2 separate regions of the Mus musculus genome follow, and region 2 is linked to region 1. The links are chromatin loops, found by intact Hi-C in ENCODE. Cell type or tissue: left cerebral cortex. All regions are shown on one strand.

Evidence for each region. A loop is a pair of places that touch in the nucleus more often than their neighbours do. Peaks named below come from ENCODE experiments on the same cell type or tissue, not always from the same donor. Only the 100,000 strongest peaks of a DNase experiment are listed, where the experiment ranks them.
Region 2: a loop joins it to region 1, with 4 times the contacts of the local background. A loop is called at or near these places in 5 of 42 quality-filtered maps.

The regions. Positions count from the first base shown.
Region 1 is chr2:173,245,904-173,253,903 of GRCm38, reverse strand. All of the region lies in intron 1 of Pmepa1 (prostate transmembrane protein, androgen induced 1), which reads left to right. Among named protein-coding and RNA genes, the nearest start is that of Pmepa1, 27 kb to the left of the region's middle. In left cerebral cortex, a CTCF peak has its summit at 6,967 (motif pointing right); DNase peaks (open chromatin) are centred at 3,742, 4,293, 4,882, 7,998 and 2 more places; H3K4me3 peaks cover 15 bases; H3K27ac peaks cover 1,437 bases.
Region 2 is chr2:173,301,298-173,309,297 of GRCm38, reverse strand. No RefSeq gene overlaps it. Among named protein-coding and RNA genes, the nearest start is that of Gm36859, 14 kb to the right of the region's middle. In left cerebral cortex, no CTCF peak of the experiment used is centred here; DNase peaks (open chromatin) are centred at 1,951, 2,728, 3,482, 6,893 and 1 more place; H3K27ac peaks cover 794 bases.

The DNA of each region.
Region 1 (8,000 bases):
GGTGGACCGCCTGCCCCTCCCCAGAATGTCCTCTCCTTACCCCCTTAAATTAAAGCACTTTGCCTCCTGGCAGGGTCTTTGTGTTTATAACACATTTACTTTACTGTGCTAATTTTATACCAGGGGCAGAGTGGGGGTGCGTGCTAGGACATTCTCAGCGTTCTCCTTTCTGAGGGTGAGCAGGGTCCACATTCCCTTCTGTAACTTGTTAAGCCAATTTTTTGCCTTCTGTTCTCCACCCCCAGACCCCCCCAACCCCCAGCCCTCCACACCCCTTTCCTCCTTGCATATATACCAGAAAGTGGCTTCTTAAGGAAGAAAATATTGGGACTATTTAAACGGGCCTGAGGCTTTGTTTTGCCAAATAAAGTCATTAATTAGCCTCACTGCCATAGTCACCGGGTCATTTTTGCCAGGGATAAAAAGGGGGTGAATGTTTTGTTGGCGAGGCTCCTGGTGCCCTAGCCACCTATTCCCATAGGAACTGAGGCACCAGTCCCTCGATGCCACGACAGCCAGAGTGGCATCTCCTCTGCCGACTCCCCAAGTCTTTGTGAAGAGGAAAACTGCCAACCTTTCCCCTCCGGTCCAGGCAGCCACAGTCCCTGGACTGGGAAAGCCAGTGTCACTGAGGCCCAGCTGTCTGTCTGTCTGTCTGTCTAGTCGCAAAGCTGGGGTTGTAGCAGGTCCTGCAGGCCTCTTTCAGAGCGGCTGAGAATAGAGGCCTGCCTTGTCCTGGCCAGCTCCAGCCAGACTGTCACACCCCTCCCCAACCTGTCCTCACTGCAGTGAAACATAAACTTCCACCCTTCTCCTCAGCATGAGTCTCCCCTCTGTTTTTTACAGTCAGGGGCACATAAGGCGGGGACCCCTGGGCTGAGTCTTCTTTCTGACACATAAAGGAGGTGGTTGCCCTGGGCATGCACCCCAACACTCAGGACCTCAGGTAGGAGGAAGCTGCTCACACTCCAGCTGTGGCCATGACGTGGGGTGAACAGCTCCAGCCCTCTTGCCACCCCAGCGTGCTCCCAGGCTGAGGACTTTCCTCCTCCTCCTCCTCTTCCTCCTCCTCCTCCTCCTCCTCCTCCTCCTCCACCTCCTCCTCCTCCTCCTCCTCCTCCTCCTCCTCTTCCTCTTCGTTATGGCTTTGCCATAATGAAAGCTGAGTTGTCACTGAACTTGTCCTTAAGGCAAAAATTCCAAAAGGTGGTATTTGAGGGTAAGAGACTTAAGGAGTGACGCAGGACAGACAGATAGCACCTGCCCGCCCCAACTTCCCTGCCTGCTCCTCAGGACCCCCATGGGCATGTGCCTTAAGAGTCTGGGCCACTCTCAGAGTTCTGAGTCCTCCACTGACAGCTACAGCTGTGCCATAATTAGGGCTGCCCTGCAGTGATTGGTGGAGTGGATGATAGTGACCCGTCACTGAGCCAACGTGGGGTAGCGTGCCTGTTCTCTCCCTAAATTGGCCTTGCTCACCATGTCAAAAGAATTAAAAAACGCACCCTGAGGCAGGTGAGATGGTTCAGCAGGTAGAAACATCTACCACTAAGCTTGAGTCTCAGGACACACGTGGTAAAAGAATAGAACTAGTTTTCAGTTGTCCTTTGACCTCCACCTGTATGCCTGTCATGGTGACTCCCCCACACCCCACCCCCAGTAAAATGATAAAATGTTTTTAAAAAGTGTGTCCTCAGCTGGAGTTGGGAGGGACCCGTCGTAATGATGATGGTGGTGGTGGTGGTGATGATGTACTTTTTAATAGCAATCATGTCTAGTGACCTCTTTTTAAGTGACAAGGGACCCCTGTCCCTCTAACTTCAGTCTCACATTGCTCAAGGAGAGCTGAAGGCCACACACTGCACAGACACCATAGAGAGGAGTTGGGCAAAGTCTGGGATGACGGGGCTTCCCCCCCCCCACTTCCCTCCCTGTTTTCTTCTCTGTAGTTGAGGAGCTGGCTCTGGGCACCGCCGTATTTAGGAGGCGAATTGCTGCCCATGTGTCAGGCAAAACAGATGTGGCGGGGAGACAACATCTATTTTCATAATTCGGAACAAATCTGGCGAGCCGCCTCCCTTTCCAGCGGAGCCTGCTCATGCAGAAAGCCCAACTCCTTGGCAGCTTTAGAAGTATTTATAGCTCCATTGAACTTGCCTTCCTCAGAGATGGGTGGCTTTCTGCTGATGTGGGGTCCTGGATGGGTGTGGTGGCTGCTTCAGGAACACCTCAGAACATGGGACACAACTATCAGTCCTTTAGTTTTCTGAGATGTGTGTTGTCAACTGGAAGCTGACTTTGGGGCAAACATCATGCCCCCAACATCCAGAAGGGTGCCGGTCTGAACTGCCCCAGGCCACAGAGACATTGTGATGAGGTTGGGAACAGAACTCGGCTGGCACTTCTTCCTGTGTGAACAGCCAGGGTGGCCTGCCTGAGGTGCCAAGGTGGTCTGAGGACTGAGCTGGCCTCCTGTCTCTGACCATTCAGATTCCGTGCCAAGAATCACTGTGTGACACTGGAGCCCCTGCTTCAGCCTGGGCATGCCTGGCCATGCGTGTCCGAGAGCCAGAAGAAGGAAAGAGGGTGGCGTCGGGAGATTGGGCCATTGCACGTTTGCCTGTCAAAGAAATGAGCTGCTCTGTGCTGCTGAAGGGGCTGGGGCTGGGCCAGTGATGAAGTAGCCTTGTCCCTAAGCCCAGACCTACAGGCAGAAGAAAGGCATATGAGGTAGTAGTGGGTAGGGGTGAGGAGGCAGTGTAGGGGTAGCAGCTGGAGTGAGAGTCTCCCACAGAGTGAGAAGCCAAAAGGAAGGGAGTCTCTTAATACTCTTGCTGTGACCGTGTGTGTCCAAGACACAGCCGGTGTCGGCTAGAGAGGTCCTTCCCTTATAAAGCGCTCAGGGAGTGTCTTAAAAAGCACACAAACTTCACATTTGTCTGAGGCAGTCCCTAGGTGCAGGTGGAGTGTTTGACACCTGCCCACCTGGTCCCTGTCTGCCCAGCACAGGTCATAAAGAGGAGCTGCCTACAGACTCCCCGGATGCAGCGTCTTGTAGTGATGTAGATGAGCAGAAGGCCCTCCTGGGTTCCCTGGTGTGAGCAAGGTTCTGTGAGGAGCCTGAGCCTGAGCGTGGGTACCAGCGAGGCCATCCCTTAGCCAGCCTCCAGCTCTGTTCACTGAGCTCCTGGCTCCCCTTCTCTGGCCTCTCTTGATGCCTCTGGCCCCAGAGGCCCCAGGCATAGAGGATGTGTGTTTTTACCCAGGGTCACTGAAGGACTTTGGAGCTGCCTAAAGCCAGCTGGTCACAGCATTTCCTCTGACACTTGAGGTCTAGGAGGGGGAGCCTGGTGGGGCCCAGCCAGGCTGCAGCAGGCACTTGAGTGGAGTGGCTTTGGCTTTGGGACTTCTGGCAGTGCTGATCTGTAAGCTAGACTCAAGCTCACCTTGCAGGGTTCTACCTGAATCATTTTCCAGCTCCACTGTATGTGCTGCCTGTACTTTAACTGCACACGGGGTCACCCCTCCCTTCCAGCAAGCCCTAGTGCTATCTGCCCAGCCCCTAAGTAGCTGTCTCCTTGTCCCGGGCACAGGAGTAACTGCTTTCTTTTCCGTGCGTGAGGCCGCTGTTCCTGCCTCAGGACATTTGCACTTCCAGTCTTGAGCTTATTCTCTTCCCCATCCGCCCACATCTTTCACCAGCTCAGAGAGGCTGTCTCTCAGTGCTCACTCACAATTGGAGCCTGCCTTGAGGCGATACCTTGGAAACTGGTGGAGGATCTGTCCCTGGGGAGTACAAGTGTGCTCTGAGTCACTTCGGCAGCTTTGCTTGTGCAGGGGTTACACTAACAGTTTATAGAGCCACTTTATACATTTTTCTGTGCTATAACTGTTGCAGCTTACAGGGCCCGGACACTGGACACATGTGAAATCCTTTGCATGACTGATACATTCATTGATGCTGAGCCTTGGCAGTGCTTGCTGATACATTGATGCTGAGCCTTGGCAGTGCTCGCTGATACATTGATGCTGAACTTTGGCCAATGCTTGGTTGCAGCCAGGCTACCATGGCTTAGGGAAGCCCACACTCTTCTCCCAGGTTCTTGTTCGTCTTTAGGAATGAGGTTCAAGCCCTAATGCTATCTGCCATGGCAGAGACAACAGGAGCCACCACCCTCAGGTGGCTTGGAATTCCCTCTCTTCTTTTCTGAATCTTAAACGTTGTGTTTAGAATTAAATCTTCAACCCTGGGAGCCAGACTTCAAGTTGAAGGGTGGCAGCTGAGGGCTGGTTCCATGTGGTTGCCTACAGCAGCCAGATGGCAGGTGCTGGGAGGGGAGCGGGGGAGGCTGGGATGGAAAGAGAGGGGGAGGCTGGGGTACAGAGGAGGAAGAGGCCGGAGATGGGGAGAGGCTGGGACAGAGAGGAGAGGCTAGGGTGGAGGGAGTGGAGCTTCTGTTAGCCATTTGTTCCCCTGTAGCTCCCTGCCATCCTGGAGGTTGGCTGGGTTGTGCCCCAGGGATGATTGCTGGGGATACCCTCTGCAGGGTGGTCCTAGTGCCAAAAAGGGATGGTGCCTTCCCAGACCATTCACTTAGTGGGGAAAACCCTAAAGTCTTCATTGGAGATGGCAATTTGAGGACCATAGCTTTAACCTTCCTGCACCCTCTGTGGCTATCACACTAAGGCCAGAGGACCACCATTCCAGCTCTCCACTGAGCAGCTGACCTTCCGCATGTGCCTGTCCCTGCTGTGCTGTCCCTGCTGTGCTGTCCCTGCTGTGCCCTTTAATCTCATGTAGATTTGTGTAACCACCACAATCGAGCCCCACAACAGTCCCATCCCAGAGACTCCACGTCCTTCCCTTTATAGCCACATACGCCTCCTCCTCTCCTGACAACGTCTAATCTGCTCTCCATCTCTATAATTTTGTCATTTCAAGGATGTTATATAAATGGGATCATACGGTGTATAGCTTTCTGAGATTGCTTTTTTTTTTTTTTCCTCTCACTCCGAGTAATTCCCTGAAGATGTACCCAGGTTACTGGGCAGAGCTGTAGCTGATTCCTTTTCATTGCTGAGTAGTATTCCAGGGTGTGACTGTAGGGTGCTCATCTGATCTGACCCTTCATGATGAAAGGTACTTAGCCTGTGACTAAGATGTTGGCTGTCCAATAAAGCTTCTGTGAATACTGGGCCCAAGGTTTGGGGTGAATGGAAGCCACTGCTTTGGTGGATCAATGCCCAGGAGTCTGAGTTTCAGCTTTTACAAGACCCTTAGCTTCTCATTAACTCCCCCACTGCGCCCTCACCCATTCCTGCCCTTCTGGGTCTTGGAGGTGGAACCATTCAAATGTCAAGTGATGCTCTGTGGGACCTCAGTGCCCGGCACTGTATACAGGGTCCCTCTCAAGTGCTTCCTAACCGGCAATATGCAAACACCAGCTACCAGGCTGGAGAGTGGATAATGGTGGTTCTCTTGGCTGTCTCCTGGTGAGCTGTTTTGCCTGAAGCTCCCATTGCACTGGCTGCTCTCTCTGGCTATTTAGCAGGCTTTCTGCAAGACAGGAGATGCAGCTGCCATCTCTACCAGGAAGCAGGAAGGTCAGAGCTAGAGAAACTTCAGAATAGCCTTTGTGAAGTCCTTCCTAAGCAAAACAGACTCCCACTGATTAAGAGGGGTGTAGCTGGGGTGGGAGAGCCCATGAGGTGCTCATAGCAGGAAAGCCACTTACAAAGATCCCAGAGTGGGGTTAATAACCAGACCAGCAGGGCTGGAAGGTGTGAGCCGGTGTGAGCCTGTGTTTACTGGTGTGAGCCGGTGTGAGCCATGCAGGGTCTGTGAAGTGTAGTGAAGAGGAGGGAGAGGGAAGTCTCCCAGGGTCTGATGTGCTGTGGGGAACCATCAACAGTCCCATGGTTATTAAAAATCCTTGCTGTGCTGGGGTCAAAACAGTAGGGGAGGGACAGGAGGTGGGAGGCTCAACAGAGAAAGGAGGTGACAAAGGTGGGTAGATAAACCCTTTGATTTTTAACAGGTCTCCACCACCTGCCTCTGCCCTCTAGGTCCCTAAGCCACAACTCCAAGGGTGGGAATGAATTGTGGTGTGGAGTCTCCTTGTGATTGCACCACAGCTCAGTCCTGAGTTCATGAAGGGCCCCTTCAGCATCTGTGGCCATTGCTGAGCCCCAGTGGTCTGTCCTGAGATGGAAGGTTCCCGTTCTTGCTTTCTGTCACGTTTTCTTCCTTACTCTGCATGCCAGCCCCTGCCCTGTAAGCTGAATTCCCCTGTCCTGTACTAGCCACCCACCGCAGGTCCCCTCTGGGTCAGTGAAGCTTCTGGCTTTGTAATCTAATGCTGGCCTCCATTTATTATGCACCTACTGTTTATCAGCTGGTGTTGGGACACAATAGGAGTCCTAGCAACTACAAGAGGCTGATACCATGGCTCCCTGTGAACTTCCTAGGACAATGGGCAGAATGGCTGCCCACAGTCCCTGGAGTGGGTGGTACCTGTGTCTGCATTCCAACCTAGAGCAGGGCCACCTGCCAGCCCTGCTCACCACATACACAGCCCAACCCCCACCCCCACCCCCCACCCTCATCTCAGAACTCAGAACAAAGACTTCTCTGTGGCTTCCACCCTTTCCATGGAGACCCTAATCAGTGCCTTGCCCTACCTGGGATGGAGAATCGCTCTTGGGGAGTTCCCTGGAAGGGAAGCAGCAGCAGGGGCCAGAAGTGAAGGAGGCTTAGTTGCTGGCAGCTGGGAGGCTGTACTTGCTTCTGGGGTTGGCTTTGCAAGGTGAATGCAAAGGAAGAGACACAGATAGTTGGTGGTGTGGGGAGAGCCCCATGGGCTTACGCCCCAGACGGACCTAAGCAGACAGACCAGAGCAGCCTCTGGGAGGGAGGGACCCACAGACTCCGGAAACCCACCCATGCGCTTTGTGGCTCTATCTCCTGAGTCTCTGAGGCCAGCAGCCTAGCCACACCTCTACCTGTAGGTGGCACCAGGCCCCCTTGATGGTTAGCCATATATAGCCAACACTTCTCCCAGAGTACCCTCCTTATTACCAAACTGTCAAACAGCCAGAAAGGGCTAGCCTGTGCCCTTCCTCGGGTTCTGAGTCCTACGCAAGAGGATGGAACAGGTGCCGCCTGGGTCAGCAGGTCATCTTGAGGACGTGTGAGGTCATCCTGGGAACATGTGTTACTGTGACCTGGACTTTCCATGCAGTAAGTCAGGGGCCAATGCCCTCCTGCTGCCGCATCTAGAGACCAAGGGTGGGAAAGACGGGAGAGGCTGTCCTGAGAGTGACCCCAGTGAGGCCGCTTCCTGCCATCATCAATGTGCCTTGCCTTACCACTGGTAGAGTGTAGGGCTGCATCGACAGGCCCCTGTGACCCCTGTGGAGGGAACGTTCATCCCTCTCCATTAAACTGTGTGACCCAGGACAAATCACGATGCCCCCCTCTAAGTCTCGGACTCTCACAAGGCAAAGGCCTGTCCTGGAGAGCTGCGGGGACAACCCTGAAATGACAGTGACCCCTGCTCCCGCCCATTACACTCAATGTTGTCAATAGCTGTGGGAAGATTCTAGTTCACTGACTCTATGTCCACGCGAGTTTAACCGAAGCAAGGCCAGCTGGGTGCAGGGGCGTGAAATTTGAGTCCCTGTGTTCCCGGGCCTGGGCAGGTCAGTGGTGCTCAGGTGAGTGTGGCACAGCCAGGGCCTCGAGGACAGACCTGTCAATGTGAGATTGTTCTCTGCATCCATGCATGCAGATTGAAGCGGGTTGTTGATGTCCCCTGTTTCCAAGAGGTACTCCTCACTTGTGTCAATCTGCCTACCCAGTGCAGAGGCTCCTGCATGTCTTCACCAGTCACCCCAGGCCACTGAAGCCATCCCCCCGGGGACTTGTGACTCAGGCAGCAGACAAGTATCTTCCTGAGGTATTGGGAGTAGTGCCGTTTAAAACTAGGGCACTGGCATGT
Region 2 (8,000 bases), 55 kb before region 1:
TTACATGGAGCATAACCATGGGTGTAAACACGTGGAGCCATGGAAAGTTACTGAATGGTGAACTTAAAAGTGATTGTTTACATTATACTAATGGCTCTGTGATTTCTAATAATCAGTAAGACTGGATCACTATCCTGGGAAATCAAAGGGAGGCTATCCCCTGGGTGAGGATGCCAACCTGCCTAAGATCATCTATCTCTACAGCATGGCCTCCAGCCTGTGGGGCTGCTGGGATGGGGACAGTGGGCCTAACAGGAAGTGAGTCCACTCAGGGGCCTGGCCTTGGGGATATTGGTTCACACTCTGAGTGCCACGACATCCCAGAGGCAAACCAATACAGCTGAGCAGCTGAGACTGGCCTCAATGAAAACTACCAACCACACAAACCTTTCCTGCTTTTAAAGTGTTTGCCTCAGGTGTTTCGTCACAGCAACATAACGCTGTCCAACACACCTGTTTCTTCTACGATTTATTGCTGGGTACTAACATCCAACAGCTATTTCATTCCGTAACAGTTCTACGGATCAGAAACCCGACACGGAGCAAGAATCTTCTGGAAAGTCATTCAATCACATACCTGGCTCCTGGGCTGGGTCACATGGACAGGGCCCAGCTGAGTCTGGGTGCCCAAACGCCTGCCCAGGAATAACTCCAGCTCCTGTTTCTTTTGGCACAGTGACCCCAGAGTGCCCAAGTGTCCAGGCAGAACCTCTTTGGCCACTTAAAGCCCACAATGCAGCTGGCCAGCCTCGCTCTTCCAGGCTTGTTCTTCCACATACTAAAGCTCTTGCCTTCCGTTTCCTCTTTTCTCTATAGTGGGACCTTTATTATCACGATGAACTTAGATTAATTAATATTTCCTGTCTTGTCCAGGGGCTGCTAAAGTGGGAGCTTAAAAAACAAAACGTATTGTTTTGTACATAAGACAAAAGAAGCTCAGAGAAGTTAAGCCTCTTGCCTGAGGTCACACAGCTGGGATGCACGGAGCTAGGATTTTAACCTACTGGTCTGGTTCCTCCTTCAGGTTCTGGTCCTCTTACTAGCTGCCTTTCTTTCCAGATAATCACTCACTCTGGGACCCCGAGGCTCTCAACCCCCCTTCTCCTTCCTCTTGCTCTCTGCCACCTCCTCCCTTCTTCTCTCCTCTCCCTGCCTTTCCTCCGGAGAGATCCTAGACTGGTCTTGAGGAAGGTCAGCTTCCTTTGAGCAGACAAAGCTTATTTCGCTGGCTCTGGTTTCTGGAGGAAGCCCTGCTCCCATAGCCTTTAAAATTTATTTATCTAATTAAAAGAAAAAATCTTTCAGCAGCCAACACGCTTGGAGAGTTCATATTTAACCAATAACCCATCAGGCGGGCTGCGGACTCCAGGAGCATCCCGCCTGGGCCCTGGGGGGTGGGGGTGGGGGGGCGGGGAGGGGGAGGGGGAGGCGGGGCAGCCAGAGCATGCATCCACCGCTGAGCTGTCTCTAGCCATGGGCACCCCAGGCAGTGGCAGCCTCCGCAGCCAGCTGCGTTTCCGGCCAGTGAACCTGCCGCTCAAAGTCTCTTTTTTAATTAAGTCTATCTCAGGCGGCCGGAGCACGTGGGCAAACTTCTGTCTACTTCACTGCGACGCCCAAGCATAGCCCCGTTCCCTTTCTAAGAATAGAATCGGGAGATGGAGGGGAGGAAGGAGGCTGGAATCTAAAAATGAATTTGAAGCCCAGAGCAAAACAACCCAGCCCCGAGAAGGGAGAATAAGCTGCATGCAAAAGCGTACACACATACACACACACACACACACACACACACACACACACACACACACACACACACACACTCACACACACACACACACACACACGGGGGGCGGGGGGGGGGATGCTGTCTGCTGCCATCCAGGCGGGACTGGCAGTCAGGTCTGGCACCCTGCCCAAGTGTCTGGCAGGCATGGGGTGGCGGGTGGCACTGTTCATGCCAGGAGCAGCAGCTGGGGATCCCGGGGGAGTCGGGACTGTCTTCTGGGCTGATTGGTTTCCCCAGACAACAGAGGTGAGTCATGGGGTTGTGGGCTGGGCTCAGGGGTGCCTGACAGCCCCAGATGGAGCTCAAAGTTCCAAGGACTCAGAAGCCTGAATGCGTCTTCTAAAAATGGGTTGAGGCTCGGACACTAGGAGATTCCACCCCACTGCGATCTGTAGAGGGAGAAGAATGGGCCGGCGCTGTTCAGGGACACTAGGAGCAATTGATGGCACTCTTAGCTGCTGATAGCATTTCAGCAATGAGGCTATGAAGTGCTTGTCCAGTCTCAAGAAGACATGGTTTTCTCCTCAGCACCTCACAAGAGCAGGCCTGTAACCCCAGAGGTGGGAGGTGGAGGCAAGAGGATTAGAGGCCCAAGGTCACATGCCTGTAACCCTAGCCCTCTGGAGGTGGAGGCAGGAGGATCAGAATTTTAAGGTAAATCCCCTGCTATATATCAACTTTGAGGCCAGTATTGGCTACAAGAAGTCCTCTTCAACCAAACATATACATACACATATGTACATGTGTATACACACACATACAACATTTCAAAAGCAATACTAATTAATCTCGAGGCTACTGTTTTCTGCAAGTTCACCCTGTGCTTGGCACTTCTTTTGAATATTTTGTCTCAGCCTCACAGTGTGTCATGTGTTCTTACCCTACTGTGAGGAAACTGAGCCCTAGGGTTGTGGCAGGCTCTAGTTCACACTCGGGCTGAGGTACACCAGGGTCTGGACCACTGGTACACTGGCTTCAAAGCCTGTGATGGCTCATCTTGGTTGTCAACTTGACCACATCTGGAATTAGCTGAACCCCAAGATGTTAAGCATGCCCGTGGGGGGCGCTTTTAAAATCAGATTATTTGAAGCAGGAAGACCTATTCCAATCTGGGTCACACCTTCTGGTGGCTGCGCACAGAAAAGGACACGGAAGACAGAAGCTTTGCTTTTTGTCCGGCTTGCCCCCCACTCTTTGCTAGCAAGACCATCGATCCTGTTGCTGCAGCCAACACTAAATCCAGTTTCTCCAGGATTCCAACTGAAGTCAAGCAACTCTTCAATAATTTTCCCGACTCCTCAACCAGGCTGCAACAGCTGAGACCCAACCTTGTGGACCAAACGGCTACAGGATTCTCAGTGTTTCTATTGAAAGACAGCCATGTTGGATACACAGGGCCCTTATCTTAGTCAATAAATTCTCTTTTATCGGTTCTATACAAAGCCTCACTCCTTGGCGCCATTGCCTGCACACTGGATAACAGACAGGCTGGTGTGAGCCCCTTGGGACACTCAGGTGTGGCACCAAGCCACTGCATGCCACATAGACAAAAAGTTTCTCTTCTTACTCTTCCCTACTGCCCAGAGAGCAGCTCTGGGTGTCAACTCCATTATCATCACTCCCAGAATCCTCCAGGAGTCCTGAGTCCAAGCCTGGCCTGCGTGGGCAGCACCACCCCACATTGTTCTGTGTCTCATTTTCCCAATGGCAGCTTTCCCTGTAATGAAATGATGAAGAGTTAGAAGTTTGCAAATACCGGTGGATATAGCCATGCCTCATCCACGATTTGCTTTGGAATAATCAGGAATGCTGGGTGAACAAGGTGCAGAGGAAGTGATGTCAAACCTTGAAGAGTTAATATATTCATATAATAAGCAGAGATTTGCCTTCTGCATGACATCATTACAATCCACACAGGTGTGTCCCATTCTCCATACTTTATATTATATGTTTTGCAGTTACCCTAGGGGTGCTGTGGGTAGAACCCAGTCGCTTTCATATATCTGCTAGGCAAGCACTCTATGACTGGTTTGAACCCTAGCACTCCCAAAACTTCTTCTAGTGCAACACAAAAACGTTTTTAGATTGTCATAAAGCAAAAGTTTGTCAGGGGACAGTGGCTGTGACATCGTGTGTAAAATGCAGCTGACAGGTTGGGGCATGACCTAGGCTAGCAGAGGAATCAAGTCAGGACCCTGCCTGTTCCTCCTCAGCACAGCGTGGGACCCTGGTCTGTCTGCTGTGATCCCTGCGGGACTTCTAGGGCAGGGCAGGAAAGGAAGCACACGCCCTTGTCTTCTTTCGGGGATTTCAAAGAGCAGTCCGGCCCACATGCTTCCTACCTCAAATTCCAAACGCGTGAGGAAAAGCAGGCTTAGAGCCGACATCCTTCACAGGCAAGCCTGCTGGTCTTTCTGTGGGGAGGACTCGGGCCTCCTTGTCCACCGAGAATCTAGCACCCAGGAGGGTGACCTCACTCGGAGAACCTTTGACTGGCTGGTCTTCCAGCAGCACTGGAGTCGTGGGCACCCTCAGCCACACCCAGCTTCTTATGCGTGCTGCCTGTTCAAACTCTTAGCCACTGAACCATCTCTCAGTCCCTGCAAAATATTGACCGCATGTTGAAATTTAGATATATTAAGTTAAATATAACCCTTATGGGTATCTTGGTTTTGTTTGTACTGTTTTAATAGAGACTAGGTCCCAGTAAATAAGCCAGGCTGGCCTCAGAATTGCTAACTTCCTGCCTCCGTTTCCCTAGACCTGGGATTGCAGATGTGCGCCATCACACCCAGCTCTGGAGCAGAACTTTAATTATTTCTTCTTCTTCTTCTTCTTCTTCTTCTTCTTCTTCTTCTTCTTCTTCTTCTTCTTCTTCTTCTTCTTCTTCTTCCTCCTTCTCCTTCTTCTTCTTCCTTCTTCTTTCTTCTTTCTTCCTCCTCCTCCTCCTTCTTCTTCTTCTTTTTAATTTATTACTTGTGAAGATCCTATTCTGTGAGACATGATCTCACAGCAGACTTCCTGGTCCCCTGGCTCTTTCAATATCTCTGTCCCTGAGCTTTAAGTACAGGCGTTGTGCTGTAGATGGATCCATTGAGGCTGGTCACATAACAGTCAACTGATCTATGCATTTTGACCAGTCGTAGATCTCTGTAATGGTCTCTGTTGCAAAGGGACGTTTCCTTGATCAGGGGTGAGAGTTACACATATGTGTAAGTTTTAGAATGTAGTTAGAAAGTATGCTGGTTTAGTAACGTGTCAGTAGTAGGCTCTCTAAGATCCATGACCTCACGAGCCCACAGACAGCTGTCTAAGGCGTGGTTTCCCTCCTGTTAGATGAGTTACTACCAAGATACCAGTACCACTACCTCACCTTTAAGGATATCTTCCCTAGCTGGGCATGACTGCGTAGGACTGGTTGTCATAGCTGGGCAGGACTGTGAGCTACTTTTCTCCCCTGAAAGCTTGCATAGCACCACTGGCAGTATAAAAGTTAGTACTCAGGAAGGAGTCTTTCAGGCCATATCCAGCTTGTATCTTTCTTGGCGTCTAGGATCTGAAATGCATGGCGTCTTCAGCAATAGGGACGTACCTTCTGCCTCAGGGAGGCCACCAGGGGCAACAGAAGTAGCCTATACAATTTGGGTGGTTTCTTGGGCTACCCTGACCAACAACTGGGACGTGAGTTACTTATGCTTAGTTCTGTCGTTGTCTGTTGTTTGTTTTTATCTATTAAAGCATAATTTTAAAAAGCATTATTAAAGTGAATTCCACCTGCATTACATTTTTAAACATGGGCACTGGAAATGTTTGAATGAAAATGTATCTAGGGCCATTTTATAGACGAAGACACTGAAGGCACAGAGAGTGGATCAGGACAGGAGGCAGCTCCAGGGATCACCACAGTTACACTTTGCAGTTCCTAGGCCTGTGCGGAGAGCTTCCAATTGCTGGTCGTGGTGGGGTGCATTGGAACCTTGCCTCTCTGGTGGAGCCTGCACAGCTGGAGTTCGGGCCCCACCCCTTTCATACAGCCCCGCCCCTTTCTCACAGTCCCACCCCTCTCCCCGACCCCACTCCACCTGCAGCCTCTGGCCCAGGATCCTGTCTCTGAAAAGGGGACTCTCTGCTGGGGGCGTTTGTACTTTTCCTTGCCTTTCGATTTACCTCAACTGCTCTTTGTATGTTCTAGAACACTCCATCCACTTTCTAGTAGATTCTGCATTCTTTCCTTGGGCAAAGCAGTCTAATTAGGAAGATTCTGCAATAGGTGGGAATATTATTAAGGCACTTAGAGGTTCTTAACACCTTCCATGAGCACACTGTCGCCTGTCGCGCCTAATCGCCTTACCGCCATTAGAGTTGCATTAGCAGCCAGACCGAGATTTTGCACTGTGAAAGATCAGTACGTTGAGAAAACTCATAGACTACAGAGCTGAGAGTCACAGCTACAGAGTCAGCTCTACTCTCACTCTTCAGACAGACTCTAGTGTCCTCGATCCCCTCACACTGCCGTTTCACATTCCCAAGCCTGACTTTTCAGTGGGTTTCTAGAACACTGGCCTGAGTGTCTGGACTTGTGCCAGGTAGATGTGGTTCTCCCATTTGCATGCTGGGTAATGGTAGGGCAGTGATGTCATCATGGTTTGCAGACAGTGGCATGGAGGTAGATGCACAACACAGAAGATGAGAGGGACAGGAAGAGATCCTGTCTGCTTGGACCAGAGCAGAAGCCATTCCAGGGATATGGTCTTCTCAAGGTTCCCTCAAGACATGGTGTGTAGTAAGGAAACAGGCTATAGAGTTAGTGTTAACTGTTAACTTCACAGAACCTAGAATCACTTGGGAGACAGGCCTCTGCTTATGCCTCTGGGAGATTATTGTGTTTAATTGAGCTGGAAAGTCCTGCCCACTGTGGGTGGTGCCATTCCCTAGCTGGGATCCTGAGCTGTTAAATAGAGAAAGGGAGTTGGGTATGGCACGTGTCCACTGCTCTCAGCTTTCTGACTTTGAATGTGTTGTCGCTTCAAGCTCCAACTGCCTCCGCTTCCCCACCATGACGGGCCACACCCTGGAACTGTGAGCCAGAATAAACCTGTGTTTCCTTGGGATGTTTTTGTCAGTGTGTTTTGTCACAGCAATAGCAAAATAACTAACACAGGGTCCATGCTTCACGGTGGGGTAAGGAGGGGTCCAAACTGTCTTCTGTACCCTGCCTTAATTAACTACAACCATCTGGCTGCATTCCCACAGGGGTGGAAGAACAGAGAGGCCCTACTGAACTCCCCAAATCATAGACCAGGGCTGCATCTGGCCCGCAGAGCTGGCTCTCCACACTTGATTTATTTTAACTTACTTTAAACTGGTTGCCAAAATTGAAATATCAGGACATTTCACATATAAATCAGGATTCTGTCGTCTTTAACATATCCAGAAGGCTGAGAAGCGCAGCTCACATCCCCGTGAAGGGCACACAGATAACCACTAAGGCCTACACTGGAAGCCCTCCTCTGTGCTAACCTCCCCGTGGGAGGCAGGGGGTGGGTATGGGGGGCTGGCATGGCGCGAGCATGTGGAAACCCGAGTTTGATATTGGGAGGTTTGCTTAATCAATTTTCTGCCTTATTCACTGACGCAGGGTCTCTCCCAGAGCTTGCTGACGTGGTTAATCTCACTGGTCAGCCTGCTTAGGGGATCCCCTATCCTCACCTTCCAAGGCTGAAACTACAAGTGGGACACCACACTCACCCTGTATCGATGTAGGTTTTGAGGATCTGAACTCCGGTCCTCACATTTGCATCGCAAACGCTTTAACCATAGGGCCAGCATTATCCCTTCCCCAGCCCAAGCGTTGGACAGATGAGAACTGAAGCTCAGAGATCACAGGAGAAACCTGCCCCAGACAAGACCGTTGTTAAGACCAGCCCAGACCCACTCCGTGGCCTGGGCTCTAGAACCCCAGTTAGAATCCTTAAACTGCCGGTTCACATGATCTGAGCATGTCCTTCCAAGCAACAATCCCATCCAGAGAGAGTTAGGCCCTGACTCAGACAACCCGGGGATGGCTGCCCTAGTGGCCCCTGCTGCCAAATGCGCATGCTCCGGCCTTGAACGATGACTCTACCTGTGTTCGCTGGCGAGAAAAGCTGTGATAGTTAAGTAGGGAGAAAAGCAATCCACTAACCAGCATTCGTAGTATGGTTCTATTTTTGCT